Regions from separate parts of the Homo sapiens genome. Here region 1 is linked to region 2. A link is an interaction called in ENCODE POLR2A ChIA-PET data of the cell type or tissue named here. Cell type or tissue: HepG2. All regions are shown on one strand. Links, peaks and the distances in the headings refer to the core of each region. The heading gives the core; the rest is flanking DNA.

Region 1 (14,961 bases), core at 2,941-10,940, 52 kb before region 2:
TACTTTAAGCCATGAAATGTTAAAATTGTTACTGTGACTTAACCAAGCCTGTCCTGACTGATGGATATAGAACTTAATTTTTATCCAGCTAGTAGGTATGTACTGGCATTTCATTGTCATTCCAATTGCATTTCTTATGAAGATGAGCATCTTTTCTTGTTTATTGCCTATTAGGAGGTCCTCTCTAGTGAAATGTTTATTCAGGGCCTTTGTTCTTTCTTCTGTGAGGTTGTCTGCCTGTGATTTAAAAACGTATTTGTAAGGACCGGGCACAGTGGCTAATGCCTATAATCCCAGCACTTTGGGAGGCTGAGGCGAGTGGGTCAACTTAGGTCAGGAGTTTGAGAACAGCCTGGACAACATGGTGAAACCTTGTCTCTACTAAAAATACAAAAATTAGCTGGGCGTGGTGGTGTGCCTGTAGTCCCAGCTACTTGAGAGGCTGAGGCAGGAGAATCACTTGAACCCGGCAGCCGAGATCACACCACTGCCCTCCAACCTGGGTGACAGAGCGAGACTCCGTCTCAAAAAAAAAAAATGTGTTGGTAGAAGTTGTATTGAATAGAAGTAGTGACAGTGGGCATCTGCTCTGATTCCTGGTTTCAAAGGGAAGCTTTCATCCTGTCACCATGAAGTAGAGTATTTGCTATAGGTTTTTTTGGTAAAGATTGTCAGGTTAAGGATGTTTCTTCCTTTCTCTTCCTACTAAGGATTTTTAATCATAAAAGGATGTTAAAATTTATCAAAAGCTTTTTTTCCAGTTCCTGAGGTAATCATGATTTTTTTGCATCATCATTCTAATACTGTTTTGTAAACATCTGTAAGGATGCCTGCTAAAGCAGTAAAGTAATTCCAGTTCCAGCCATTTTATTGGATGTGGCTTTTAGAAGGAAATAAAAGGCCATAAAAATGTTGTTCTTCCTCATATGTCTTATCTTCAGATAAGTTCCATAAAGTATTTTGCTGCCACTGCAAATTTTTTTTACAGTTTATGAAACTATGTATTTTTGTTGTTCATGCAGTATTAGGAAATAACTGTTCATATCTCCTGAGATTTTTGAAAACAAGTGATGCAAGGAATCAGAATCCTACCCTATTCAGCTTTAGAATGTCTGAGGCTTCCAATAGGTGGCTTCCTTTTCATAGGATTTCAAGCTTATCTTTGCCCTCATAGAGAGCAGTTGCTAATTCAAGTATAGCTTCTTCTGTTGATAATAGAAAATGATCTTTTTACTAAGATAGGCAAAAGCCTTGTCCTAAGACAATAGGAACATCACCTTGAACTCTGTTCTTTTTAACTAAAGAATCTCTTCACCTTGAGGTCAGAAACTCTCATCAGTTCCTAGGTCTTTAAGATCTTCATTAGATAGTCATGGATAGATGCCCCATCACCTTAAGCAGATGTGGCCGGAGTAGTAGGCCTGTGTAAAGACCAGCTATGACTGAATTCCTTGGCTCTGCCAAGTTGTTTATTCCTAATCTTGTGATTTCTTGTTTAACCTCCTAAGTTGTTTTTGTATACTCTTTTTATCACTGCTTCTCTCTTTTTCACCTCCTCTCTCTCCTTTTCTTCCTGTGTTAAAGGAGGGTTTATTTCATTCCATTTCTAGAGCCAAGTTATCTTTCTGTCTCTCCCCGACACACACCATAATGTCACTTCTTGCACTGGTCTCTAAGGTGTCCTTAGTGTTTGTTCTTCTGTGTCTACACAGAATGCCCTGGTCTCGGAGTGAATACAGCCCTTCCCATGGCTCTACTGCCCCACTAACTGTAGTTCCATTTCCATTGTTCTCATGCAAGGTGAACTTGAATTCGTGGGTGATTTACGCCCAGTCTTTAATTCTACTTTCTCTGTTCTCTTTCTAGAGTCCCATAGCCTGGTTTTCAGTCCTACCCAGAATTCACTGATGATTTCCCAATTTTCAAATCCTGTGGCCGTTTCCTAGTCATCACCTTTTTTATTGTTTCTGTGGTATCTGATACTGTTAACCCTTCAGTGGAGCACTCTCTTAATCTTTTTCCACCTTTCTTTCTGTCATATAGAACCCTGCTGATTTCTTTCCTATTCTTTTCCCACTCTATCAGGAAGTTATGTTGTCAGTCATCTCTCACCTCTCTCTTCTCCCTCTCATATTTCTAGCATAAATCTCATCCATATTTCATGTTCTAGGTCTTGAAGCAAAACTTGGGTATTTAAAAAAAAATTTTCATGCTCACACTATTATCTATGTAGGTAATTCCCAAATGGGTAATTCTAGTCTTGATGTATGGCTCGAGTCCTATTCCTGTATTTCCAACAGCCTGAAGGCATTTCTCCCTAATGTCATTCTCACATCTAAATTTCTTCTTGCCACGTATCCAGAGCCAGCTTCAGCATATGTCTTCTGAAAACCATTTCTCCCTGCAGCTTCCCTTTTCCAGGAGTGTTACTACCATCCTCTGTCATCTACATTCAAAACCTTTTCTCCCTCTTCCTCGCTCCCAAGGTCCAGTCAATCACTAAATCTGTTGCTTTTTTCTGTAATGTCCTTCTTTATATCTTGTTCTTAGATTCACCAACTATTAACATTTGGCATACTTGCTTTTATGTCTATATACATATATACTTTTTTTCCTGAACGATTTTGAGAATTAGTTGCAGACATCATAACTTTTCATCCCTAAATATGTCAATAAATATCTCCTAAGAGCAAGGATATTCTTATATAATACATTGTATGTAATTCTCTAATGATGCACAACACAATTAACATAGTTGGGAAATTTAACATTAATAAATATTGTTTTCCAATATATAGTTCATATTTAAGTTTCCCAATTGTCCCAGAAATGTCCTTTAGATCTTTTTTTAAATCTCAGTTTCAGTTATGAGTCAAACATTGTCTTTAGTTGTCATGTCTCTTGATTGTTTCTGGCAGGTTTTCTAACCTTATTCTCTCTTCCTTCTTGTTGATCCCACATACTGAAATTAGTTTTTCTAATGTACTTCTTAGACTAGCCTTGACTCCTTGGCCGGACACATTCAAGGCTCTCCACAATTTGTGCCCATCCTATCCTGGCTTTACTTCCGTAACTACTGGCCAGACACTTTCTGCTCTAGCCACAGTGGACCACTCCTACTTATTTTGTAGTTCCTGCCTCAACTCTCTGCCTGAATTGTCTTTTCATGTACTAAATACTGCCTGTCATTCAAGTGCTGCTCAAATCCTACCACCCTAAAGCTTGCCCTCATGGTCTAGCCTATTGTGATCTCTTTGAACCAGGTATAGTATTATTTTTATCCTTCTGTGACCTTAATTTATGTACCTTTCTATGTTTTCCCTGCTTGGTTAGACTGCCTTATCTTTGTATTCCTCACTGAATCTAGTGTGGTACCTTTTACTGACTGGGGTAATCTTCAGGTGACTGTCACTAAAGAGTTCCCAGGACTCTAGTCTCATAAGGTTGCTCATGATTTAAACTGTTGGAGGCTGGAGTAAGGTCTGATTTCATAGTCTCTGGGGTAACCATCAGCTCTCCTGGCTGTGCCATTTAGAGCCTAGGGTACTTGGTTCCCTTTTGCTTTCAGAAATCCCTAAACACAGCTCAACATTATGACTGAGCTGGGTGTTGGTGTTAATTATGGTGAATTGAATTTTGTTCAAAGAAAACTGTGTGGGTGACCTAACATTCTGATCTACCAGTATCTAATAGCAAAGCTGGATTTAGAATTCAATTGGGCTTTCAAGATTTGGTCATCAGAGTCACAATTCAATGGCTATGTCAAGGGAATTTATCCAGCGCTTTATTTTTTTTTAAATAGATTTCAATTTGCAGTGGGCCCTCTCAAGAGAATTGAAACATATGCTTCTGAATGGTGCTGAACCCAAGAAAACCTCATAGTATGGAATTTTAAATCTCTGCTAAGCATAGGCTGCTAAAATGGAAAAATGCTGAGAGTTCAAAATTAACTCGTGAGCACTAAGATGAAAGGATCATAAACAGTAATATTGGGTTTTGTTTGCCAGATGTCCCTTCTGTGAACAGAGCTTGTGATAACAAAGCTCATTAATACCTGCCACACCCTGTGACGTTGAAGCAGATGTCCTGACTGCAGGTCTCCAGGAATGGAGGGACAAGTGAGGGACAGACAGTTTGTGTTTTTGATGATGAAAGAGGAGCTATTTGGTCTGGAAGAATAAGGTATTCTGTTTGAGTTTTAGTTCTTGTAAAAGGTGCGAGTTAACATACCTGACTATCCCTGGCTGCCTCTGTTTCTCTATCTGGATGTGCCTAAGAGAAGAAGAGAGCTGAGACCAGCCTTGTGTTCCATTGCATCTATAAAGCCCTTCTTTACTGATGCTTGATAGGTAAGAATTTTGTGGCAGAATTTTTTTTTTTGGCTTAAGTAATAAGGAAATTTATTATCTTACATACAGAAAGGCCAGTTGTAGGGCAGAGTTAAAGCGTGGTTAAGACAGACAGTTTTATCTGCAGTTTCACTTTCTGTAGTTCCAGTTATGCACAGTCAACCATGGTCCAAAAATATTAAATGGAAAATTCTAGAAATAAACAATACGTTTTAAATTGCATGCCATTCTGAGCAGCATGATGAAATGTTGCTCTGTCCTGCTCCAGGATGGGAATCATCCCCTCATCCATTGTATCCGTGCTGTGTACACTAGCTGCCCACTGCTTACTTAGTAGCCATCTTGACTGTCACAGTGTCACGGTGCTTGTGTTCAGGTAACCTTTATTTTACTTCATAATGGCCCCAAAGTGCAAGAGTAATGATGCTGGCATATTGTCATAATTGTTTTTATTATTAGTTATCGTTGTTAATCTCTTACTGTGCCTAATTTACAAATTAGACTTTATCCTAGGTATGTGTGTATAGGAAAAAATAACGCATCCACTGGGGGTCTTAGGACATATTCTAGGCAGGTAAGGGGGGACTACTGTACTTTCTGTATGTTATCTTCAATTCTTAGTGTTGGCTGTAGAATATTTTTTTCAGAGGCCAAAATCTTATTCCCTCAGGGTAACATAAAGACAGAGATCGGCTGGTCATGATGGCTCATGCCTGTAATCCCAGCACTTTGGGAGGGCCAAGGCGGACAGATCACGAGGTCAGGAGATCGAGACCAACCTGGCTAACACGGTGAAACCCTGTCTCTACTAAAAAATACAAAAAATTAGCTGGGCATGGTGGCAGGTGCCTGTAGTCCTAGCTACTCTGGAGGCTGAGGCAGGAGAATGGCATGAACCCTGGAGGCGGAGCTTGCAGTGAGCCGAGATCGCGCCACTGCACTCCAGCCTGGGTGACAGAGCGAGACTCCATCTCAGAAAAAAAAAAAAAAAAAGATCAGCAATAATGATTTCTTAAATTTCTAAAATCCCTGTAATTTGTTTAGAAAAAAAAAGAAAGAAGGGCTGGGCGCGGTGGCTCGAGCCTGTAATCTTAGCACTTTGGGAGGTCAAGGCGGGTGGCTCACCTGAGGTCAGGAGTTCGAGACCAGCCTGGCCAACGTGGTGAAACTCCGTCTCTACTAAAAATACAAAAATTACCCAGGCGTGGTGGCGTGCACCTTTAATCCCAGCTACACGGGAGACGTGAGGCAGGAGAATTGCTTGAACCTGGGAAGTGTAGGTTGCAGTGAGCCGAGGTCGCGCCACTGCACACCAGCCTGGGCGACAGAGCAGGACTCCATCTCAAAAAAAAAAAAGAAAGAAAGAAAAGGAAGGAAGGAAGGAAGGAAGGAAAGGAAGGAAAGAAGGAAGGAAGGAAAGGAAGGAAAAAGGAAGGAAGGAAAGGAAGGAAGGAAGAAAAAGAAAAGAAAAAAGGAAAGAAAGAAAAGAAAAAAAGGAAGGAAGGAGGGAAAAAGAAAGAAAGAAGGAAAGAAAGAAAGAGAAAGGAAGCAAGGAGAGAGGGAAGGAAGGAAGAAAGGAAGGAAGGAAGGACACTTGGGCTGGTTGTGGAGGCTCACGACGATAATCCCCAGCACTTTGGGAGGCTGAGGCGAGAGGATCACTTGAGCCCAGGAGTTTGAGAACAGCCTGAGCAATAAGTGAGACCCCATCTCTTTAAGTAAAAAAGAAAAAAAAAAAGAAAAAAACAAAAGCAAGGATTGTTCCAGACTATACTGAATATCTGCTGCCATATACACACTCGCTTTCCTTACTTGAACTTTGGATTGCCTCAGTGCACAATCTCATTGATTACCTGCTGCTTCAAGTTTGGTGTGTTAGTCATTCCTTATTACTGGTTAGTAGAATAACAGTGTACACAAAACAGCACAATTTGACCTTTAGAGATATTCATTTGATATGCAGCCGTTTTCAGTAAAACCTAGTGTTTGTCAAGGTTGTAGTCAGTAAACAAAGCTTATTACCCATGGTATTACTTGGATATGTTGCAGATAAAACGAATTGTATTTTGCTTTGGTTGCTGATTTATAGGCACCCTGAAAGGCTGGAATTGAGATTCAATTTTATTGTTCTTGCTATTATTCCTTATATTGCAGAAGAGGATTAGCCTACTCTAAGATAAGAAGTAGAGTTTCTCTTTCTTTCTTTCTTTCTTTCTTTCTTTCTTTCTTTCTCTCTCTCTCTCTCTCTCTCTCTCTCTCTCTTTCTTTCTTTCTTTCTTTCTTTCTTTCTTTCTTTCTTTTTCTTTCTTTTTTTGAGATGGAGTTTCGCTCTTGTTGCCCAGGTTGGAGTGCAATGACGTGATCTCGGCTCACTGCAACCTCCACCTCCTGGGTTCAAGCAATTCTCCTGCATCAGCCTCCTGCCTAGCTGGGATTATAGGCGTGCGCCACCACACCCGGCTAGTTTTGTATTTTTTTTTAGTAGAGACGGAGTTTCTCTATGTTGATCAGGCTGGTCTCAAACTCCCAACCTCAGGTGATCCGCCTGTCTCAGCCTCCCAAAGTGCTGGGATTGCAGGTGTGAGCCACCACACCCAGCAAAGCAGAATCTCTTGATTCCTAACTAAGAACCCTTTTCCAGGCTTGATTTTTGTATCAATCAAGGTAGGCTAGGTAATGCATTACTCCAAAATCCCAATGGCTTATGAGAGCAAGGTTTATTTTTTCACTCGTGCTATGTGGCCATTGTGGTGTGTCTGCTGACTGTAGTTCCTCTGAGGTCCAGGCTGATGGAAATCTCCTCAACATATGCTTCTACCTGGGCATGTGTGTGTTCCGGCTCTTGAAGTGACACATCCTCGTACACTCACATTTCAGTGATCAAAATCAGTCACATGCTCCCACCCAAGGGATGGGGAAATGATCCTATTATGTGCCCAAGAGGGAGGAGAACCTGAACTAGTTGAATATTACCAATGATGACCATGGTTTTTTCATGGATTTTCTTAGAGGAAAAGTTAATGTTTGATTTTTATTATCACTTTGTAGAAGGGAAGCTAGAAATTTTAGTAACAGAAAAATAGAGGAGTGCTCTAATAAGAAGAAAACATGGTTGAATCTTAGGAAAGGTATCCCACATGGCAGCTTTTCAGTTTCTCTGATTATTGGGCATTTATATCTTCTATACTTCCCAAATGAATTTAAGATGACTTAAAATAAAATTTCTTAACAGAATAAATGGTTTTTATATGTGGGAGGCGAGTGCCTCCCTCCTTAGAGGCTTTCTGCAAATCATTTGTCTTTACCTTGGCTCTCTGACCTTGATGAAGTACTGATGTCTGAGAGTGTTTTTGTCTTTTCTCTGATTACCAAACAACAATCATTTATTAAGCATTCATTAGGAAAAAGACACTGCGCTAAATATAGAGATACAAAGATATAAAACTCAAATTTTCTACCTGTAAGAAGCTCATAAACTAGGCACGGTGGCTCACACCTGTAATCCCAGCACTTTGGGAGGCCGAGGTGGATGGATCACTTGAGGTCAGGAGTTCAAGACCAGCCTGACCAACATGTTGAAACCCTGTCTCTCCTCCACCGTGCCCAGCCCCAGCCCAGTTTTTACTTTTGATGAAGCTTTCTCTAAACTTCGGTATTGTAGTTCTCCAAACTGTTTGTCTTCTTGCTCATGCTCTCAAGTTTTTAATTCTAACTGTTTCTAGTAGATTGTAAACGCCTTTGGAATAGTGTCAGTATGTAATACTTTGTTGGTTATCCAAACAATACAGGACAGTCAGAGTTGATTAGTTGATGTGAAATAGATATGTGTCCCAATTTTGTGGGTTTCTTTTTCTTTTCTTTTCTTTTCTTTTTTTTTTTTTTTAAGACAGAGTCTTACTCTGTTGCCCAGGCTGGAGTGCAGTGGCATGATCTTGGCTCACTGTAACCTCTGCCTCCCGGGTTTAAGCAATTCTCATGCCTCAGCCTCCTGAGTAGCTGGGACTACAGGTGCGCACCACCACGCCCAGCGAATATTTTTTTTTTTTTTTTTTTTGAGATGGAGTCTCACTCTGTCATCCAGGCTGGAGTGCAGTGGTGTGATCTTGGCTCACTGCAATCTCTGCCTCCTGGATTCAAGCAATTCTCCTGCCTCAGCCTTCCGAGTAGCTGGGATTACAGGTGCGCACCACCATGCCTGGCTAATTTTTTGTATTTTTTTAGTAGAGACGGGGTTGCACCATCTTGGCCAGGCTAGTCTTGAACTTCTGACCTCATGCTCTGTCCACCTCGGCCTCCCAAAGTGCTGGGATTACAGGCGTGAGCCACCACGCCCAGCCCTAATTTTTGTATTTTTTAGTAGAGACAGGGTTTCGCCATGTTGGCCAACCTGGTCTCAAATTCCTGACCTCGAGTGATCCATCCTCCTCAGCCTCCCAAAGTGCTAGGATTACAGGCGTGAGCCACTGCACCCAGCCAAGGCCCATTTTTTAAAACCAAATTCTAATTAGACCTTGCCTTTGAAGGTTATGACTTGTGCATACTGGCTAGTTTCGGGGTGGGCTCACTTTTCACTTTGCCTTTGCTCCCTTGGGAGATAACCTCTGGGTGCACTCAGGAGGAACTAGGAACCCTGTGTTCCTCAAGTGGGATTCTGCATGAATTGCCTTTGTGGGCTTCTGACTCTACCAGATTCTAACTGTGTAATTTATGCAACCCTCTTAAAGACCTCTTTGTGCCTCAGTTTTCTTCAGTTGTAAAACAGGGATGATATCACATTTCATTGATTCTTTTTTTTTTTTTTTTTTTTTTTAAAGGACATATCATATTTATTCATACACATGCTGGAATTATTGGTGCAGACATTTAAATACATTTTCTTTGAGAAAGTCCTTTTTTTTTTTTTTTCTGATGGAGTTTCCCTCTTGTTGCCCAGGCTGGAGTGCAATGGTGCAATCTCAGCTCACAACAACCTCTGCCTCCTGGGTTCAAGCAATTCTCCTGCCTCAGCCTCCCAAGTAGCTGGGATTACAGGCATGCACCACCACGCCCAGCTAATTTTTTTTATTTTTAGTAGAGACGGGGTTTCTCCGTGTTGGTCAGGCTGGTCTTGAACTCCTGATCTCAGGTGATCTGCCCGCCTTGGCCTGCCACAGTGCTGGGATTACAGTCGTGAGCCACCACAGCTGGCCTGGGAAAGTCCATTCTTTTTTTTTTTTTTTAATTTATTCTTTTATTGATAATTCTTGGGTGTTTCTCACAGAGGGGGATTTGGCAGGGTCATGGGACAATAGTGGAGGGAAGGTCAGCAGATAAACAAGTGAACAAAGGTCTCTGGTTTTCCTAGGCAGAGGACCCTGTGGCCTTCCGCAGTGTTTGTGTCCCTGATTACTTGAGATTAGGGATTGGTGATGACTCTTAACGCGCATGCTGCCTTCAAGCATCTGTTTAACAAAGCACATCTTGCACCGCCCTTAATCCATTTAACCCTGAGTGGACACAGCACATGTTTCAGAGAGCACAGGGTTGGGGGTAAGGTCACAGATCAACAGGATCCCAAGGCAGAGGAATTTTTCTTAGTGCAGAACAAAATGAAAAGTCTCCCATGTCTACTTCTTTCTACACAGACACGGCAACCATCCGATTTCTCAATCTTTTCCCCACCTTTCCCGCCTTTCTGTTCCACAAAGCCGTCATTGTCATCCTGGCCCGTTCTCAATGAGCTGTTGGGCACACCTCCCAGACGGGGTGGTGGCCGGGCAGAGGGGCTCCTCACTTCCCAGTAGGGGCGGCCGGGCAGAGGTGCCCCTCACCTCCCGGACGGGGCGGCTGGCCGGGCAGGGGGGCCAACCCCCCCCCCCCCCACCTCCCTCCCGGACGGGGCGGCTGGCCGGGCGGGGGGCCGACCCCCCCACCTCCCTCCCGGACGGGGCGGCTGGCCGGGCGGGGGGCCGACCCCCCCACCTCCCTCCCGGACGGGGCGGCTGGCCGGGCGGGGGGCCGACCCCCCCACCTCCCTCCCGGACGGGGCGGCTGGCCGGGCGGGGGGCCGACCCCCCCACCTCCCTCCCGGACGGGGCGGCTGGCCGGGCAGAGGGGCTCCTCACTTCCCAGTAGGGGCGGCCGGGCAGAGGCGCCCCTCACCTCCCGGACAGGGCGGCTGGCTGGGCGGGGGTGCTGACCCCCCCCACCTCCCTCCCGGACGGGGCGGCTGGCCGGGCGGGGGGCTGACCCCCCCCACCTCCCTCCCGGACGGGGCGGCTGGCCGGGCAGAGGGGCTCCTCACTTCCCAGTAGGGGCGGCTGGGCAGAGGCGCCCCTCACCTCCCGGACGGGGCGGCTGGCCGGGCGGAGGGCTGACCCCCCCACCTCCCTCCCGGACGGGGCGGCTGGCCAGGCGGGGGGCTGACCCCCCTACCTCCCTCCCGGACGGGGCGGCTGGCCGGGTGGGGGGGCTGACCCCCCCATCTCCCTCCCGGACGGGGTGGCTGGCCGGGCTGAGGGTCTCCTCACTTCCCAGTAGGGCGGCCGGGCAGAGGCGCCCCTCACCTCCCGGACGGGGCGGCTGGCCGGGCGGGGGGCTGACCCCCCCACCTCCCTCCCGGACGGCATGGCTGGCCAGGCGGGGGGCTGACCCCCCCACCTCCCTCCCGGATGGCACGGCTGGCCGGGCGGGGGGGCTGACCCCCCACCTCCCTCCCGGATGGGGCGGCTGGCCGGGCGGGGGGCTGACCCCCCCCCCACGTCCCTCCCGGACGGGGTGGCTGCCGGGCGGAGACGCTCCTCACTTCCCAGATGGGGTGGCTGCCGGGCGGAGAGGCTCCTCACTTCTCAGACGGGGCAGCTGCCGGGCGGAGGGGCTCCTCACTTCTCAGACGGGGTGGTTGCCAGGCAGAGGGTCTCCTCACTTCTCAGACGGGGCGGCCGGGCAGAGACGCTCCTCACCTCCCAGACGGGGTCTCGGCCGGGCAGAGGCGCTCCTCACATCCCAGATGGGGCAGCGGGGCAGAGGCGCTCCCCACATCTCAGACGATGGGCGGCCGGGCAGAGACGCTCCTCACTTCCTAGATGTGATGGCGGCTGGGAAGAGGCGCTCCTCACTTCCTAGATGGGATGGCGGCCGGGCGGAGACGCTCCTCACTTTCCAGACTGGGCAGCCAGGCAGAGGGGCTCCTCACATCCCAGACGATGGGCGGCCAGGCAGAGACACTCCTCACTTCCCAGACGGGGTGGCAGCCCTCATTGATTCTTTAGACTCACTTTTTGGGTACCATTTATAATTTTAACATCTCAAATCAAGATTTTTCTTATAATCAATGGTATGTCATTTTTCTTTTGTAGTAGCACATAAAAATAGTATGTTTTACAATCAGTGAAGTCTTAGATTTGATATAATACAGTAATATCCACCATTCAATTATTTGAGGATCGGAATTAGTGAATAATTGCTTAGTTCAATAAATGGTGAATTTGTCTTTATTTTTACTTTTTTCCTACTAGTCTCTCTGCCTCCTATATTGTGCCTTAAGACTATCCTTTACACACCTTCCTAATGATATATTTAAAAATGTATTTTTTACTAACTCCCTTGCTGATGTATACCCCCAGCTGCAGTGATTCTTAAGGAGAAGGACATGCCTCACTCCCCTCCACCACCTTCCTCAAAACCTTATGATAGTTCAGTGACACTGAGTGATTGAGGGAAGTGTGTTATTTAAGTGAATTTTCATGAATTTTTTTTTAAGTTGGGGACCACTGCCAAAAGGGTGAAGCTGCAGCCCCTTCTTATGTACAAAGACCTCCATGAGCATGCCCAGCCTGCCTGTCTAGCCTCACCTCTTGCTTTGAACTTTACACTCCAGTGATACTGAACTATTTTTGTAACTTGTGTTTAGGGATGTTACAGCTTTGGAAGTCTTTGAGCCAGCATGTAAAGGGCGAGCAGGTGGACTGGGGCACAGGGCTGTTCCATGGGCAGTGATTTAGAAGGAGCAGGAACTGTGGGGATGGAGATGGTCTCCTTAGAAACAGTTTTATGGGATCTAGGTGTGGCATTTGGACTTTTTTTCTTTTTTTGTTTTATGGCCAAATTGTGCTTCACTTATCTGCCTGCCTATGTGGTTGCCTTAGGCAGAGTGATAGAATCCCAGGGTAGAGGGCAGGGACTTACTCTGTGTTGCTCCAGAAGACACAGGTAGGATCGGGGGTGGAAATTATTTGATGCTTGTTGTAGCTCAGTACAGTTAAAAACTCTCTGACAGTTGTTGCTGCTCAACAGCCCACTGAGCAGCTTGGAAACAGTAGTGAGCTCTCTTCATGGAGGCGAAGGATCTGTCACCAGAGTGAAGGATCTATACTGTTGCAGGAGCCAAAGAACAGAATCCTGCACTGGGAAAGAGGTTGGTCAAGATGACTTTGATTATAACTACCAAATTAACCAACATCCGAGTACTTACTAAGAACTAGGCACGTAATAGATAGCTAAGTGCTTTATATACAGTGTCTCATTTATTTCCTACATCATCTTTTTTAATCTTTAGAATAAGCCTGGCAGCTAAGAACTCTGGTTCTCCCCATTTTACAGATGAAGAAACTGAGGTTTATTGGTAGGAAGCCTCAGTTTCTCTAAGGTCACACAGCTGGTAAGTGATAGAGCCACATTCAGATCCTGGACTCTGATTATGGACCCGCTCCCTCTACACTCTGCAATGCTGCCTGTAGTATTCCCGCCTGCTTTGACATCCTAAATGTGGGGAAATGTGTTTGTGTCATGTTTTCTTAGCAGATAAGCAACCAAGGAAGGATGAAATTCAAAAGGACAAGGTCTGGATCTTTTTCTGTACTTAGCACTGTGCTTGGCATTTGGGATCAGCAGTGCAAACAGGTAGTAGCCAAAGGAGGATGAAACACTGGGTTAGAAAGAAAAAGTCCTGCTAGAACATTAAAAAAAAAAAAAATGATTTCACGGAGAACCCTGACTCATAATAGGAACTGGTTTTTTTAAAAAAGGAAGTAATAATATGTAGTGAGTATACTTTACTGCAGTCAACTATATATATTCAAAGAGCATAAAATATGAAGCCAGTGAGTGAGTGATCCTTTTATTAATTAAAAAAGAAGTTGAGTTGGGCGCGGTGGCTCATGCCTGTAATCCCAGCACTTTGGGAGGCCGAGTTGGGCAGATCACAAGGTCAGGAGTTCAAGATCAGCCTGGCCAACATAGTGAAACCCTATCTCTACTAAAAATAGAAAAATTAGCCAGGCGTGGTGGCACATGCCTGTAATCATAGTTACTCAGGAGGCTGAGGCAGGAGAATTGCTTGAACGCAGGAGGCGGAGGTTGCAGTGAGCTGAGATCGCACCACTGCACTCCAGCCTGGGGGACAGAGCAAGACTCTGTCTCAAAAAAAAAAAAAGAAGATGAATTAGTAGAGCATGAAGAATAATGAATGAGTTGCTAGGTAATTTGCCATTCCCTCTGCCTGGATGCCTTTTCCTCCAATTGCCAGTTAGTTTTAAGGCCACCCTTCTCTGAAATAACATAGTACTTTGTACTTGGGTCATGGTATTTATCACAGACTTCCTTTTATTATAGTTAATTCTGTACATGTTTAATCTTTCTTACTTGATTCTAAGCTCTTTAAGGACAGGGTCCACATCTTATCTTCATTTCCTTCTTCCAGCTCTTAACAATCTGTGATGTTAAGCATATTTGAAAATAGACATTGTTAGAGATTATGTTCTTTTAGTGAAAAATCGGCCAGGTGCTGTAATCCCAGCACTCTGGGAGGTTGAAACAGAAGGATTGCTTGAGCCCAGGAGTTTGAGATCAGCCTGGGTAACATGGTGAAACCCTGTCTCTACAAAAAATACAAAAATTAGCTGGGTGTGGTGATGCAGGTCTGTGGTCCCAGCTACTCTGGAGGCTGAGGTGGGATCACTTGAGCCTGGGAGGCCATGGCTGCAGTGAGCCATGATCACGCCTCTGCTCTGCAGCTTGAGTGATAGTGACAGAGCAAGACCCTGTCTCAAAAAAAAAAAAGAAAAAAATCAGTGAATGCCTTGAACCTAACACACTGCCTTTTATGTGGTAGGTACAGTGGGCTCACTGAAACATTCAACTTGTTCAACTCTATCCATTTGTCCAAAAACAAAAAGGAAATGAAAAATTCTAAATACAGTACGAATATGCCCTCAATTCTACTTAATTAGTATATGTCTGGAATGAGTGTGACATGGAAGATTTGAATCTGCTCTTCTTTGCCTCTGCTCTCATGTGCCTGTGCTCATGTGTATCGTAGAGTGCTTAGAGTGATTCTAATGCTTAAAACAAATTTTCAATCTCTGTGGCCCCTAAACCAGCCAGCCGTTTCATCTGATGTGTAAGACAAGGCTCCACTGGATTCATTCATTGCCCACTGAAACAATGTATGATCCTGTGAGTGAAAGAGAGAAAGAAATCAATGGCTAGGGATTGAATGTCTTGTGGAATTTTATGACAAGAAGACATCTAGGGAAAACCATGGAAATGTCCAGTCTGAAGATCAAACAGTTCATAAAAGTGATTCAGAAGACACTAAGAGCAGGTGAAAGGGAAAAACAGAACTTTACAAAGC
Region 2 (14,961 bases), core at 4,548-12,547:
GTGGGTCCCCAGCGGGCCTCGCAGGGGTCGGAGGGGCTCCCATCTGGGGAGGGGGCCCCAGGGTGGGCGAGGGCGACGGGAGCCTGGGGAGGACGGACGGGGAGGGCGGCGGAGCGGAGCTAAGCTGCGGCGGGTGGACCCGGCTCGGCCGCGGCCACTCTGTCCCTGGTGGGTGGGGCGCGGCCGAAGGCAAAGGGCGAACCCGGCCCGCCTGTGGGGTCTCTGGCCAACACTGGGCTCAGAGGCCCTTTCTTTAACCTTAGATCTCGCTCCTCGGTCTAAAGCCTCCGCCGCAGCTCTCAGTGAAGAGGAAGGGGAACTCTAGGTGCTCAACGCCCGCGTTACAGTCGCGTTCTCCCTCGCTCCTACAACCCGGCCAAGATGCCGGGGCATGGATGGGGACCGAGGTTTGGGGGTTGTGGAGCCTATTCCACGCCCTCCCTGGTGAGCAACTGAGACAGATCCAGGGCCCCATTGCAATCCACTCTTGGTCTGGGAAAAGGTCCCCTAAACAGGGCCAATGGGATCCTTTCCCCAAATGACTCCAGAACGCACCCCCCCCCCCCAGCAGTGCGGTGGGCAGGGACGGCCCAGGTGGGCTATGTCCTGGGGTTTTGTGACTGGATCCCCACTCCTCCCCCACCTCAGCCCCTGGACTGCAACCCACCAGGCCGTGTTCGGGGGTGGTCAGAGCCCTGGTCTCAGCCAGACCTGAGGTCTGATGTGGCTTCATCCCTGAGTCTCTAAACGCCCTGGCCTTACTGGGCCTCAGTTAATTCACCTGTGAAAGGGGAGGCTTGGACCAGAGGGCCCCTCAGGGTATGTGTTTTGTGGAGGGGAGGTGGGCGTGTGGGGTAGGGGTGACCAGGAGGAAGTGGGGACAGCCTCTGTCCCACAGGAAGGCTGGCTAGCCCCAGTGGGTATGGGGGAGCTGGGCAGGGAAGAGGGTGGACTCCCCTCTCCCTGTGGGAGGGTGTGCTGGGCCCATGAGGCCCTCATCCACTCTCAGCCACCTTCCTGTGGAGCCCTAGCCTCGAAGGCCACACTATGAGTGCAAGGAGGCCACCCACAGCGCTGCTCCCGCTTCACAGGTGGGGAAACCGGCCCAGTGTCTTGAGGCAGCCCAGCCGCCTGCCCTGTGCTTCCCCCAGAGCCTTCTGGGGAATGAGACCTTCGTTACACGCTGGCGCTCCTTACACCCCTACAGCCTTTAAGCTAAGGCCTCCAGCCCCATCGCTGTAAGAATTGTATGCTAGGCATTCTGAGGACATAGATGGGGGTCCCCATGTCGGAAGGAGCCAAGGTGTTGGAACTGGGTCCAGTTCCTGGGCTGGCTCTGGTGGGAGATCTGGAACCCTATGCTGGGGCTCCTGGACAGCCCTGGAGGCATGGCATGGACAGTGTGTCAGCCGCACACCGAGGCCCTGGGGTGTCCTTATTCACATAGGCTGGCAGCCATCTATCCCTAGCCCGGGCTTCACCCCGGGTGCCTGTCACTCCTGGCCCTACAGTGGTCCCAGTCACACCTTGGAGGCAAGATGTGGGTCCTCCACAGGCCTGTGTCTGGAAGCAGCCCCCAGCACTCCCTGGCTAACAAGTTCTACTTCTGAGAACTACCCCCAGCTCCCAGCCCTGGTCTGGCCAAATGGGTGCGTGTCTTCTCCTGTGGTCTTCAACTCCCCTTGGCACGGCCACAGTAGATGTGAGGGGCTGTATGGGAGGACATTTTTAGGAGGCATATGTAGTTAAGCTGTGGAACCTGCTGCTAACTAGCTGTGTGGCCTTGGGCAAATCACTTAACCTTTCTGTGCCTCAGTGTCCTCATTTGCCAAATGGGGGTGATTATCCTGGTAGGGCACATAGTAGGTGCTCAGTTTCACCTACCATGTGTCTCACCAGGATAATCACCCCCCATTTGGCAGACAGGAGTTGCCAGGCAGGATCTGTGGCCCCACACAAACCCTATGTGTACTTCCCCCACCCACAAATGCCTCTGCTCCTTCCTCCTGTGTGCCCTGCATTGGGCTGAAGAGGCTGATGAGAGGCAACTTCCCATTGGGGCCTTCTGAGGTTCTTGCAGGAGGGGCAATGTCCAAGGCTCCCAGAGGAAGCACCCTGGGGTGATGCAGCTATGGGCGGAGGCCTCAGAAGCCTGGGAGAAAGCCAGGGGCCTGCGGGGACAGAGTGTGCCCTGGCCCAGGCCCAGCCTCGTCCCTACCCTTCTCGCTCACTGCTCCCTCAGAGCAGACAATGAGCCCCAGGTTGTCCCTGAGCTCCCAGTCTCATAGTTCACAGTCAGGGACACTGAGTGGGAGTGGGTGGGGCCTACCCAAGGACCCAGTGGTCGGGGATGGAGCATGGATAACACAGCAGCTCACCCGGCCACGGGTGCTCAGCTCTCCCGGCCACAGCCCCTCCCAGGCTCCTGGAGTCTTCATATTAGAGTAGAAAGCCTCTTGCACTTCACATCTGAGACCAAGGAGCCTCTCCCCACCCACAAGTGTGGGTGTCTTCCACACTGTGACTGTGACTTAGTTATGCCCTGGCATGATCGTTGTCAACCTTCATGTTTTTTGGTTTTGGCTTTGGTTTTAGTTTAGAAGAACTTACGTTTTCTGGACTAAAACATAGGCAGGGAAGAAATACATAAACCCATAGAAAGGCTGCTTTAGTTGAAGTGGGTTGAGAGCTCGGCTTCTACCCCGTCAAGAAATTCACAGCGAAAGGAACACATGCATTTTGCTCACTGGCAGAAAGAGCCTGCACCAAAGACAACCCGCAGGGCCAGCAACCCCAACATCATACAGGGTGGAGCAGCAGTTCCCAAAGCGGGTGCAACTGGACAGGATCCTTTTAGGAGCTACCTAGAGGAACAATTTTTTCTTTTTTTCTTTTTTTTTTTTTTTTTACTTGAGATGGAGTCTCACTCTGTCGCCCAGGCTGGAGTGCAGTGGCACGATTTCGGCCCACTGCAACCTCCGCCTCCCGGGTTCATGCCATTCTCCTGCCTCAGCCTCCCGAGTAGTTGGGATTACAGGCGCCCACCACCACGCCCGGCTAATTTTTTGTATTTTTAGTAGAGATGAGGTTTCACCGTGTTAGCCAGGATGGTCTCGATCTGCTGACCTCGTGATCCGTCCGCCTCAGCCTCCCGAAGTGCAGGGATTACAAGCATGAGCCAACACGCCCGGCCCAGGAACAATTTTTAAACCAATAGTCATGAATTGTTAATATAAATTAACACATCCAACCATGATTTTATCGCTCAGAAGGAGGCTAAGAAAGTGAATTGATTTAAAGAAAAATACGAAGTAAATAATCACAAAGGTGGATCACGAAGGTGGTTTGTGCACAGCCCAGAAGCCCAGGAAGGAATGTCGGGTAGAGAGGGTGGAACCTGTCCCGAGGATCAAGGCTCTGAAGTTCCATCCTTAACTGCTGTCTCTCATTCTTGCACTGATGCCCCATTCCACAAGCACGTGTTGCCCTCCCACTGCACGCCAGGTGTAGAGGATACGGCACACCTGGTGCTACCCTCATGGAGGCACTTGGAGGGCTGCCTGGGGGCAGCACCACTGACTTGTGTCTCCAGGGCAAGTGGGGAGTGGATGAAGCAAAGGCAGGAAGCTTTCCAGGCCCAAGGATCAGCTTGTGTGTAGGGAGGAAGGGAGAATGAAGCGGGGAAAAGCAGGTTGGATTTGAACTGAAAGAGGCCACTGGGGTGGAGCACAGAAGTGACAGGGGAGAGCGTTTGAGATGAGGCCAGAGAATCACTGGGGGCTGGATCACACAGGCCCTGTAGGTCACGGCAAGGACTGTGGGTGTTGTCATTCATTTGGCCAACATGTATTGGGCTCCTGCCTTGTGCTGGGCATGGAGGGGCATACGATGCCACCAGGCCTTCCTTTGAGGTGCTTGGGTGCAGCAGCAGGCTTTTGAACACACTGGTAGCATTTTTCTTTTTCTTTTTTTTTTTTCTTTTTTGAAACAGAGTCTCGTTCTGTTGTCGTCCAGACTGGAGTGTAGTGGCACGATCTCCGCCCACTGCAACCTCCACCTCTTGGGTTCGAGCGATTCTTCCGCCTCAGCCCCCCAAGTAGCTGGGACTACAGGCGTGCGCCACCACGTCCAGCTAATTTTGTATTTTTATTTATTTATTTATTTATTTATTTATTTTTTGAGACAGAGTCTTACACCGTCCCCCAGGCTGGAGTACAGTGGCACAATCTCGGCTCACTGCAACCTCTGCCTCCCGAGTTCAAGCGATTCTCCTGCCTCAGCCTCCTGAGTAGCTGGGATTACGGGCACCTGCTACCATGCCCAGCTAATTTTTTGTATTTTTATTAGAGACGAGGTTTCACCATGTTGGCCAGGCTGGTCTCCAACTCCTGACCTCGTGATCTGCCCACCTCAGCCTCCTAAAGTGCTGGGATTACAGGCATGAGCCACCGCGCTCAGCCTCAGTGGCATTTTCCTAAGTGCTGTGATAGAGGTGGGAACTGGAGACTGGGGAAGCGCAGAGGGGAGTGGGGGCTGGTGTGCATGATAAGGCAGTGACATTGAGTTGGGTTTTGAAGGATGAGTAGGAGTTTGACAAGAGGGAGAGGAAAGGCATTCCTGGCAGTGGGAACAGAATGAGCAAAGTCACAGAGGTATGAAAAAGCCCCGATGATCTGGGGAGACGCTGGCAGCTGGAGCCACAGTGGGCAGTAGAAAGAGGACAGGCCAGAGGGTCAAGTTCACAGAAGGTATTAAGGCCCAAGCCAGAGTTAAGGTTTCACTCTGCAGGTTGGGCACCAGGTTTGAATGGGAGAGTCCCACCCACACTCTTAGGCAGAGCCCTCTGCTGACGTGTGCTGGTGGGGTTGGGTGACAGGGGAGGGTAGCATAGCCGCCACTGCCCGATGGGGTGTGGAGGTGGCCAGGCCTGGGCTGTGGCAGGGGACTGGACGAGGGAAGCCCTTTTGTGTGTTCCTGAAGGTGGGGGCTGCAGAGCATGGCTGTCTCTGTGCCCCCAGCCTGGGTTGGCCTGGTGCCTAGAGCAGGGACCTCTCATTATAGAGCCAACTTTGGGCTACCTGCTGCACCAACTTGGAAGACCAGAGGCCTTGTCCAGAAGAGTAAAGATTCCAGCCAGCTGGGCCTATGGTCTGAATCCAAAGCAAACAGGAAGAGAGTATGGTGGGCCAGGCAGGGCCTCTTTCTTTGTTTAGAAAAGGGATTAGTCCAGGCCGACTTGTGGGTCTTTCTGCTGCAAAGGTGGGAGGGGGCTGCAGGCTCCGTCAGGGACATATCAAAAGGCTTTTCAGGGGCAGGCATGGTGCCCCAGTGCCAGCCTGGGGGGTGCTGTAAAGATGGGCTCCCTTGGCGAATTCCATCCACCCTGATGGGAGGAGCCTGGCAGCATGTGCTGGGAGCCACTGCTCCTTCTCTCACCACGCCCAAGCTGGAGCCCTTCCTGACACCTGATTTCGCACGATTGCCCCTTGGGGTCATCACCCAAGCCTAATGGGGTGTCTGCTAGTCACTGCAGTGGGAGGTCCATCCTGGTCCCAGACCAAGGCCCCTTGGGGAAATGCCAAAGGCTCAGAACACCCTCAGTCTCAAAGGTGGGCACCCAGGACTCCCCTAAAGACCCTGGGCTCAGACTCGGCCTCCATACACCAGACGAGAGGCGGCAGGTATTTGTGTTTTGCTTATGCCTGATTGAACTAATCCACGTGTCCCTTCAGTTCACACATTGCATTTATTTAAGAAGCCTTCCTGCAAGCTCAGGGGTGGCAGGGGTGGCAGGGGTGGCAGACGAGTGAGGCCCTCAGGGAGCAGAGCTGAGGGAGCAGGAAGGCATGTGGGGCCCTGACATGCTGGGGCCTGGCACGAGTCCGGCCTGCCTGCCATGCTTGGAGAAGGGCTCAGAAGAGGCAGGCACTTCTTCTGGGGGCAGGTGTGGGGTGGGGACAAGCTGGGAGACAGAGGCCAGAAAGACTTTGGTAAGGAGTTTCTCCTGGACTGACTCATTCATTCATTTACTCAATCCTTCGTGCATGTGCGCATCCACTCAACATCTCAGTAATGAGGACCTACTGTGTGCCAGGCACTGTGCTAAGTGCTGGTGAGGCCCTGCTGTCATGGGGCCTGCAGTCCAGGACTCAAGTTATCACCACACAGATCAAAGGGAAAACCACGCTGAGTTCTGGGGCTTTGCAGAACAGGTCTGTGGAGCTAATGGAGCTCATAGGAGCTTGACTTGGTCAGGGAGGTCAGGGCGGCTTCGCTGCGGAAGACTTGTAGGATGGAAAGGAATTAACCAAGGCAATAGGGAAGAGAAGATCCAGGCAGAGGGAACAGGTTGTGCCAAGGCCCTGGGGCTTGATGAAGGCCAGAGTGGCTGGGGTACTGCAACAGGGGGGAAGAGGCCAGGAAATGGGCAGGCTGACTGTACCCGGGCTTGTGGGTGCCTTTAGAAGGTCTGGTCTGGACTCTACAAGCAAAAGGAAGGTTTTTTTTAGCAGTGGCATAAAATGATCCAATTTGTGTTGAGCAGGTTCAAGCAGGCCCGAATGGAGGCAGGGAGTCCATAGGGGCGCTGCTGTGTCCACATAAATGATGAGAATGGTTTTGACCAAGTGCATCTTGCGATGGGGGAATGTGGGTGAATTGGATGTGGAGTGAGGTCAGGCGGTGTCGAGGTCTGAGAAACTGGGCTGGTGGATGGGGAAAGTGACAATGAACATAATTTTCCTGTAAGGTGTGTATTTTATTTTGTATGGTAAGTAATATCTTCATTTCTACCAAGGATAGAAAGAGGCAATTGTTGAGCTTTGGGTAAGAAAGAAGGGAACGATTTTTTTCTTTTTTCTTTTGAGTCTCACTCTGTCACCCAGGCTGGAGTGCAGTGGTGCGATCTCAGCTCACTGCAATCTCTGCCTCCCGGATTCAAGCAATTCTCTGCCTCAGCCTCCCAAGTAGCTGGGATTACAGACGCCCGCCACCACGCCCAACTAATTTTTTTTGTATTTTTAGTAGAGACGGGGTTTCGCCATGTTGGCCAGGCTGGTCTTGAACTCCTAACCTCGTGATCCACCCACCTCGGCCTTCCAAAGTGCTAGGATTACAGGCGTGAGCCACCACGCCCAGCCGGGAATGATTTTTAATCATTCTACTATTTGGTGTTTAATATGTTTTCTCACTAAATCTGTTCAACAAACCTGAGAGGCAAATACTGTTATTTATTTATGAGGAGAGAGGTTCAGAAGGGTAAAGTTACCTGCTCAAGGTCACAGCTGGAAAGAGGTGAAGCCTTCAGCAAAAAAAGCAAAACAACTCATTTCATTTTATTCCGTGAGCTGATAATGGAGGAAAAAGTATTTGGCAAGAAGCGGCAGGGAGGGGAACCTGGAGGAACTCCCTGCTCTTGAAGAATGCAAGGGAGGCTGGGACCTTGTCACTGAGGAGCCCCTGGCATCCTTCCAGAGATGCAACCAAAGGGGTGACCCCAGTGTGTTCTTAATAGGAGCCGGGAACCCCTTCTCTGTGCACCTCCCACCTCTTGCCCCTGGGAAGTCCTTCCCTGACTCTAACCTCAGTTCTGATGCTGTTCCCACCCTCTCAGCTCTCAAGCAGATCAATGCAATGCCACCTGGCCGCTTGCTTTGCCCACTGGGCCTACAGCCGGAAGCCTGCCCTTCAGCCCTCGGGCCTGATCCCAGGCCGCCTGCAGCCTGTAACCAGACACTGTTTGCTTCCAGCAGGCACCCCCCGAGCCCAGCTCCACACACCGTTCCTGGATCTCCTCTCCCCAGGCGGAGCGTGCCCCTGCCCAGTCCAGTGACCTTCGCCTGTTGGAGCCCTGGTTAATTTTTGCCCAGTCTGCCTGTTGTGGGGCTCCTCCCCTTTGGGGATATAAGCCCGGCCTGGGGCTGCTCCGTTCTCTGCCTGGCCTGAGGCTCCCTGAGCCGCCTCCCCACCATCACCATGGCCAAGGGCTTCTATATTTCCAAGTCCCTGGGCATCCTGGGGATCCTCCTGGGCGTGGCAGCCGTGTGCACAATCATCGCACTGTCAGTGGTGTACTCCCAGGAGAAGAACAAGAACGCCAACAGCTCCCCCGTGGCCTCCACCACCCCGTCCGCCTCAGCCACCACCAACCCCGCCTCGGCCACCACCTTGGACCAAAGTAAAGCGTGGAATCGTTACCGCCTCCCCAACACGCTGAAACCCGATTCCTACCGGGTGACGCTGAGACCGTACCTCACCCCCAATGACAGGGGCCTGTACGTTTTTAAGGGCTCCAGCACCGTCCGTTTCACCTGCAAGGAGGCCACTGACGTCATCATCATCCACAGCAAGAAGCTCAACTACACCCTCAGCCAGGGGCACAGGGTGGTCCTGCGTGGTGTGGGAGGCTCCCAGCCCCCCGACATTGACAAGACTGAGCTGGTGGAGCCCACCGAGTACCTGGTGGTGCACCTCAAGGGCTCCCTGGTGAAGGACAGCCAGTATGAGATGGACAGCGAGTTCGAGGGGGAGTTGGCAGATGACCTGGCGGGCTTCTACCGCAGCGAGTACATGGAGGGCAATGTCAGAAAGTGAGTTCCGGCTGGGCTGCCCGGTGGGGTGGATCCGAGGTGCTGAGGCAAGGCTGGATTCTGAGGGCCAAGGAAGGACTTAGCTTGCAGGCCTTTGAACCCTGTGGAGCCCGAGACTGGCCCATTGCTTCACCTCCAGCTGCTGGCAAAGCAGCTGCAAATGCACCGAACTGGGAGGGCTTCCCCACCCCTCACCAGGGAGCTGGGGATGAGGGACAGAGCGTCCCTTGGACAGACAGGAAAACCGAGGCTCAGAGGAGAGAAACTCACCCGAGGTCCCTGAGAGCCTGCTGGCACCCCGAATCCAGAAGGAGCCCCAACCCCCACGAGTCAGCTGGCCTGGCAGGGCTCCGGAGGCTCCCGGCGAGGCGGGGGTGGGAGCAGGAGCAGGGGTTAGGCTGGGGCAGCCTTCCATGTACCCCTTTCCCTGCATGCCTGGTAGCATCCTCAGAGCCCCTCCCACACCCCCAGCTCTGGCACACCCTCTAACCTTCCTGTTGGGGCAGGGTGGTGGCCACTACACAGATGCAGGCTGCAGATGCCCGGAAGTCCTTCCCATGCTTCGATGAGCCGGCCATGAAGGCCGAGTTCAACATCACGCTTATCCACCCCAAGGACCTGACAGCCCTGTCCAACATGCTTCCCAAAGGTGAGTGGGCCCTGCCTGCGGCCACAGGGCCAGGGGGCAGGCACCCTGGGCTGGGGTGTGGGGCAGGAGGGTACGTCCTCACACACACATGCTCCCTGCCCAGGTCCCAGCACCCCACTTCCAGAAGACCCCAACTGGAATGTCACTGAGTTCCACACCACGCCCAAGATGTCCACGTACTTGCTGGCCTTCATTGTCAGTGAGTTCGACTACGTGGAGAAGCAGGCATCCAATGGTGTCTTGGTATGAGGCTGGGCCCATCTCTCCTTCACGTGGGCTGGCCCCGGCTTGAGGGGTCTTCCCGTTCTCTTCATCCCTGTGCCAGTTTCTGAATTGTTAGGCCAGGGTTGGAATCCCACCTCTGAGTGATTTCAGGCAAGTGTCTTGTTCTCTGGTTCTCCATTTCTGCACCTGAAAAATGAAAACAATGGTTTCTCTTCATGAAGGGAGTTCCTGACCCACCGGTTACCAGACAGACGGTGGCTATGATGATTGTTATTCTCCAAAGGCCCTTCTCTAGGACCCACAGCCTCCAGACCCCAGTAGCGTTCCCCTCTGCTGACCAGGCCTCTAGGTTTAGCTTGATTGGCCTCCAGCCCTGGCCCATCAGGGATCCCCCCAGCCCACTGGGCCCTGGGACCCAGCCCACCTGCCCCAGGATCAAACAGGAGCCCCTGGTCTGCTTCTTCCTCACACCTTGCAGATCCGGATCTGGGCCCGGCCCAGTGCCATTGCGGCGGGCCACGGCGATTATGCCCTGAACGTGACGGGCCCCATCCTTAACTTCTTTGCTGGTCATTATGACACACCCTACCCACTCCCAAAATCAGGTGAGTGGGGGTCCTTGAGGAGGGAGGCAGTGGATGGAGCTCCACTCCCGGAGTTCATCCTGCCAATGGCATCGCCTCCCCAGACCAGATTGGCCTGCCAGACTTCAACGCCGGCGCCATGGAGAACTGGGGACTGGTGACCTACCGGGAGAACTCCCTGCTGTTCGACCCCCTGTCCTCCTCCAGCAGCAACAAGGAGCGGGTGGTCACTGTGATTGCTCATGAGCTGGCCCACCAGGTAGACCCCCATCTCGGGGAGTGCGGAGAAGGAAACAGGGGCTCCGAGAGGAGACGGCGCAAGTCCAGGCTCTGCCCCGGGCTGCTGAGAAGGGAGGAGGGTGCCGCCTGGCAGGGCAGCAGGAAGGGGTCACGATGGTGTTGAAATCCCCACTGTGCCTGGCAGATGGCCAGCCCTGGGGAGGGTAGTTCTGGGGATTCTCAGTGCCCAGCCTGGGCGTGGCTTGCCCAGCTGACCCCTCCCCCCACAGTGGTTCGGGAACCTGGTGACCATAGAGTGGTGGAATGACCTGTGGCTGAACGAGGGCTTCGCCTCCTACGTGGAGTACCTGGGTGCTGACTATGCGGAGCCCACCTGGAACTTGGTAAGCCAGCTGCCCAGGGGTCTGGTGCGGGGGGCATGGAGGGAGACCTGGGCCACCGCTACCAGGCCAGTCTCCTGATGGCCCTGGGGAATTTGCAGAAAGACCTCATGGTGCTGAATGATGTGTACCGCGTGATGGCAGTGGATGCACTGGCCTCCTCCCACCCGCTGTCCACACCCGCCTCGGAGATCAACACGCCGGCCCAGATCAGTGAGCTGTTTGACGCCATCTCCTACAGCAAGGTGCAGCCCGCTCCTCGTGGGGCACGGGGAAGGAGGTGGGGACTTGGCCTGGAGGGGCCTCACTGAAGGCAGGGTCTGGGGGCACAGGGTCCTGGTGGCTCTGCACAGCCTTCTGAGCGCCCCCTCACCCCCACCCCAGGGCGCCTCAGTCCTCAGGATGCTCTCCAGCTTCCTGTCCGAGGACGTATTCAAGCAGGGCCTGGCGGTGAGTACTGCACCCTGGGCCAGCCATGAGGGTGGGTCTCCTTCTGCCCCTCGCCCTTGACCCGGGCCTCTGCCCACCACAGAGGGGGAGCCTGGGGGGCTCCAGCTGTGCTCTCACTGTGCCCCGTCTTTCCACAGTCCTACCTCCACACCTTTGCCTACCAGAACACCATCTACCTGAACCTGTGGGACCACCTGCAGGAGGTCAGTAGCAGCCAGCCCCTCCACAGCCATCCTGTTGGGGTCTTGAGATGCTGAAGGTACCTGGGGGCAGCACATGCGTAAGAGAATGGGTCCAGCTCCGCGGCTGACCAGCCCTGCAGGGTGGATGGAGCCTCTGTTGCTCCTCCCTATAGTGGAAGCCGGGATGGCTCCTTGCAAGAGGTGTCTGAGTGAGGCTGTGGTTGAGGTCCTGGCCAGCAGCTGACCTCAGGCTACAGCGGGCTTCTTGATGGGAGCTGTAGAGCCCCTTCCTGGTGGTGAGGAAACTGCCCTCATGGTTCCCGCCTCTGCCTGGAACTCTGGAGCCTGACATTCAACCTTCTCCCCACTCCTGGCTGCCCTGTGCCCCCCGCTGGCGCCACGGGCATGTCTCTGCACACAGCTCCACCACCCTCAGCAGGAACTCTGCCCTCTGCCCCTGCCCCGGCTCGAGTTCCTCTCCATCAGACCCCGCACAGCCCCTGTTTGTAGGGCAGATCCCCAGACTGCCACACCCTCCTGCCTTCCCCCAGAGGCCGCCGCTCCTCTCCCTCCCCCAGGGTTGGAGTCCACCTCCTCTCCATCCTGCCCCCATCATTTCCGCTGACATCATTTCCCTGACAGCTGCCCCCTACCCCTTCCCTGCAGCTCTGCCCAATGCTAGCGTCTTAAGCCAGAGGACAGACATGTCCTCTCCTCACCGACAGCCCCTCCAGAGTTCCGAGCCTCAAATTCCCGTCCAGCTTCTACCCCACTGTTGCTGCTGCACTTCCAGTCCAGGCCTGTCTCACCAGGGAAGCGAGACCCAGGATCTTGTCACAGAGTCACAGCTGAGGTCCGGGTCCCTGCTGGGCAATTTCCAACCCCCTAGACCCCAAGATGCTGCTGACAAAATGACACTGTCATTGCCTGGGTCTCCCCCACTACCTTCCTTGCCCTGCCCCAACTTCCCCTTTGCGTTCCCTCCTAAGCCAAGCTCTCCTCCCTCTCACTCCTCTTTCCTGAGACCCTCGGCCGGCAGCCCCCAGCTGGTTCCTCCCCACATGCTCTTCTGCCCTCTGTGTGGCCCCGTTCTTAGGTGATTCCTTTCTTCAGTTATTAACAAATGGGGTTGGCTTTCTGTTGTGATGACAAAGGCAAGGCAGGTGCATGAGCAAAGATCCAAGAAGACAAGAAGACAACAACAGTGCCCCTGAGTCCCGCCCCACACCCCAGTCCGAGTGCACTTCCCTCATGCGACCCCCAGGGCCCCGTCCCCCACCCCTGCCTGTGACACCTGAACACTGGCTTTCTCTCATCTCTGTCTCCTCTTTCTTGTCCTCCTCCCAGTGTTGTTCAGGAAGAGCCATGGGCATCCTGGGCACCCCCTCCCTGACATACACACCTCAGGGTGGACCACAGAATGGAGGGCCTCATAGATTTGCTGGGAAGTTCTCCAGCTCGTCCAGCACTGAGCAGCCGAGGAGAGGCAGAGCTGGACGGTACCCTGGCTCCCGGCTCCCAGCCCAGTGCCCTTCCCAGGCCTCCCATACAAGTGGCCCCCCGGGGTCGAGGCGAGAATCTGCAGGAGATGCCCTGGATGGCAGGGACTGGAGGGTCCCACTGATGGCCACGCCCTCTCGCTCCACCCACAGGCTGTGAACAACCGGTCCATCCAACTCCCCACCACCGTGCGGGACATCATGAACCGCTGGACCCTGCAGATGGGCTTCCCGGTCATCACGGTGGATACCAGCACGGGGACCCTTTCCCAGGAGCACTTCCTCCTTGACCCCGATTCCAATGTTACCCGCCCCTCAGAATTCAAGTGAGCAGATGGGGTCACTGAGGCATGGTCAGGTGGGTGGGGTAGAGGGCAGTTACTAAGGGACCATAGTAGGACTGGCCTCCTGTGGTCCCAGCCCCAGCCACTGTAGACAGACCCTCCCTCCAGAGCCAGGAGTTCAGGGGCACTCGGTGCCAGAGCTGGGCAGAAGCTGGGAGCCTGGGCAGCTGCTCCTCACTGGCAGTGACCACACCGCCATCTCTCACCACCTCTGGATCTTTAATTGCAGCTACGTGTGGATTGTGCCCATCACATCCATCAGAGATGGCAGACAGCAGCAGGACTACTGGCTGATAGATGTAAGAGGTAATCCAGCCCTGCCTTATGGGCAGCAGCCCCCACCCCATACTCCTAGCTCCTGGCCCATGTTCTGAGGGCTGTGATGGGCCATTCCATTCAACAAATGGACTTGACTTCTTTGGTTCCAATCTCCACTTTGCTGCTGCTTCGCTGTGTGACTCTGGGCAAGTTACCATCCCGCTCTGGTCTCTAGTTCCTCTTCTATAAAATGAGGCTAAGAGCAATACTCCATTAGTTATGTGAGGATTAAAGGAGAGAATCCTAGGCCAGGCATGGTGGCTCATGCCTGTAATCCCAGCACTTTGGGAGGCCGAGGCGACCTGGGGTCAGGAGTTCGAGACCAGCCTGACAAACATGGAGAAACCCCATTTCTACTAAAAATACAAAATTAGCCAGGTGTGGTGGTGCATGCCTGTAATCCCAGCTACTCTGGAGGCTGGGGCAGGAGAATTGCTTGAACCTGGGAGGCAGAGGTTGCAGTGAGCCAAGATCGCACCATTGCACTCCAGCCTGGGCAACAAGAGCGAAACTCTGTCTCAAAAAAAAAAAAAAAAAAAAAAGGAGAGAATCCACATAAAATGCTTAAAGTAGTGCCTGGCACATGTTATGAGCAGCCCTACTCAGCAAGGCACTGAAGAAGCGAAGGGCATGACAAGTCATCCTTTGCCTTGGCCAAGGCTACAGATGAAGGAAGGCAAGAAGTTGGAGGCATTCTAGTGCTGTGCTGAGTGCTTTCAGAGTGTATGGTTGGGGCTAGTGAGGTATGGGGACATGGAGCAGGGAATAAGGGAGATTCAAGTTCATGGAGAGGTCAGGGAGGGCTTCCCGGAGGAGGTGAGCTGAGTCTTAGAGGAAGAGTAGGAATCAGACAGGCTAATGTGGCAGAGAAAAGAATTCCAGGCAAAGGGAATAGCAAGTGCCAGGGATAGAGGTAGGAGAGAGTGTGGGGACTGAGTGTAGCTAGGGCAGAGGTGTGCCCAAGAGATAAAGCTGGTCCCCAAGGGCCCCAGGGGCTGCAGGAGACAGTGGATGGGGCAGGTGGGAAATGAGCAACCTATTGGCCCTGACCTCTGGCTGCTGAAACAAAGTATGAGAGGAGTGAGGGAGGAGGGGGACCCACAGGGAGGAAGGGGCACTAAGCCCCAGAAAGAGACAGCAGCACTGGGGGTCTGGGTGAATGGGAGGGGAAGGGAGAGGAGGAGCTGCCTGTGGTTCCCACTTGGGTGACAGGTGTGATGGAGTGTGGAGGAGGGCAAGGAGGAGGAACAGCCTGGATTGCTGAGTGTGAGCGGCCTGGCAGCTGGCCTGGCCGTGCAGAGCCTAGGGAGGCAGGGCAGGTTCTGAGGTTTGGGGTGGCATGTCATCTTCATGGGTTGATGGTCTGTGAAGCCACTGGCAGCCCAGTTCCTCATCCCTTCCTTCCCCACCCTTAGCGTCTCCCCAGCAGCTTGAGGGTGAGGTGGTGCCAGGCTGCGGGGGCAGCTGCTCTTGCAAGAGGTCCAGGGGTCAGCCCATGGCCT

What was found. ChIA-PET counts read pairs that join two places held together with the same protein. Peaks named below come from ENCODE experiments on the same cell type or tissue, not always from the same donor. Only the 100,000 strongest peaks of a DNase experiment are listed, where the experiment ranks them.
Region 1: POLR2A ChIA-PET joins it to region 2 with 6 read pairs; 8 of 35 experiments call an interaction of 5 or more read pairs at or near these places.

Annotation. Positions count from the first base shown.
Region 1 is chr15:89,850,144-89,865,104 of GRCh38, reverse strand. The region is part of intron 8 of ARPIN-AP3S2 (ARPIN-AP3S2 readthrough); the gene reads left to right. The region is part of intron 4 of AP3S2 (adaptor related protein complex 3 subunit sigma 2); the gene reads left to right. MIR5094 (microRNA 5094) reads left to right here and starts at 14,384; the gene lies at 14,384-14,468. RefSeq lists an enhancer at 13,339-13,388. In HepG2, for the core only: no CTCF peak of the experiment used is centred there; DNase peaks (open chromatin) are centred at 6,234, 7,254 and 10,105.
Region 2 is chr15:89,799,597-89,814,557 of GRCh38, reverse strand. It overlaps ANPEP (alanyl aminopeptidase, membrane), which reads left to right. Exons shown (of 21, transcript NM_001150.3): 2 at 7,752-8,588; 3 at 9,095-9,237; 4 at 9,341-9,480; 5 at 9,941-10,067; 6 at 10,151-10,305; 7 at 10,556-10,669; 8 at 10,768-10,911; 9 at 11,051-11,116; 10 at 11,254-11,319; 11 at 12,951-13,123; 12 at 13,371-13,447. The coding sequence starts at 7,975. Among named protein-coding and RNA genes, the nearest start is that of ANPEP, 7.8 kb to the left of the region's middle. RefSeq lists enhancers at 1-137, 5,091-5,235, 9,421-10,620, cis regulatory regions at 5,157-5,168, 7,844-7,847, 7,822-7,859, 7,580-7,861, 7,871-7,874 and promoters at 7,580-7,971, 7,860-7,974, 7,822-7,974, 6,966-7,974, 6,230-8,022. In HepG2, for the core only: no CTCF peak of the experiment used is centred there; DNase peaks (open chromatin) are centred at 4,867, 5,157, 7,297 and 7,787; H3K4me3 peaks cover 226 bases.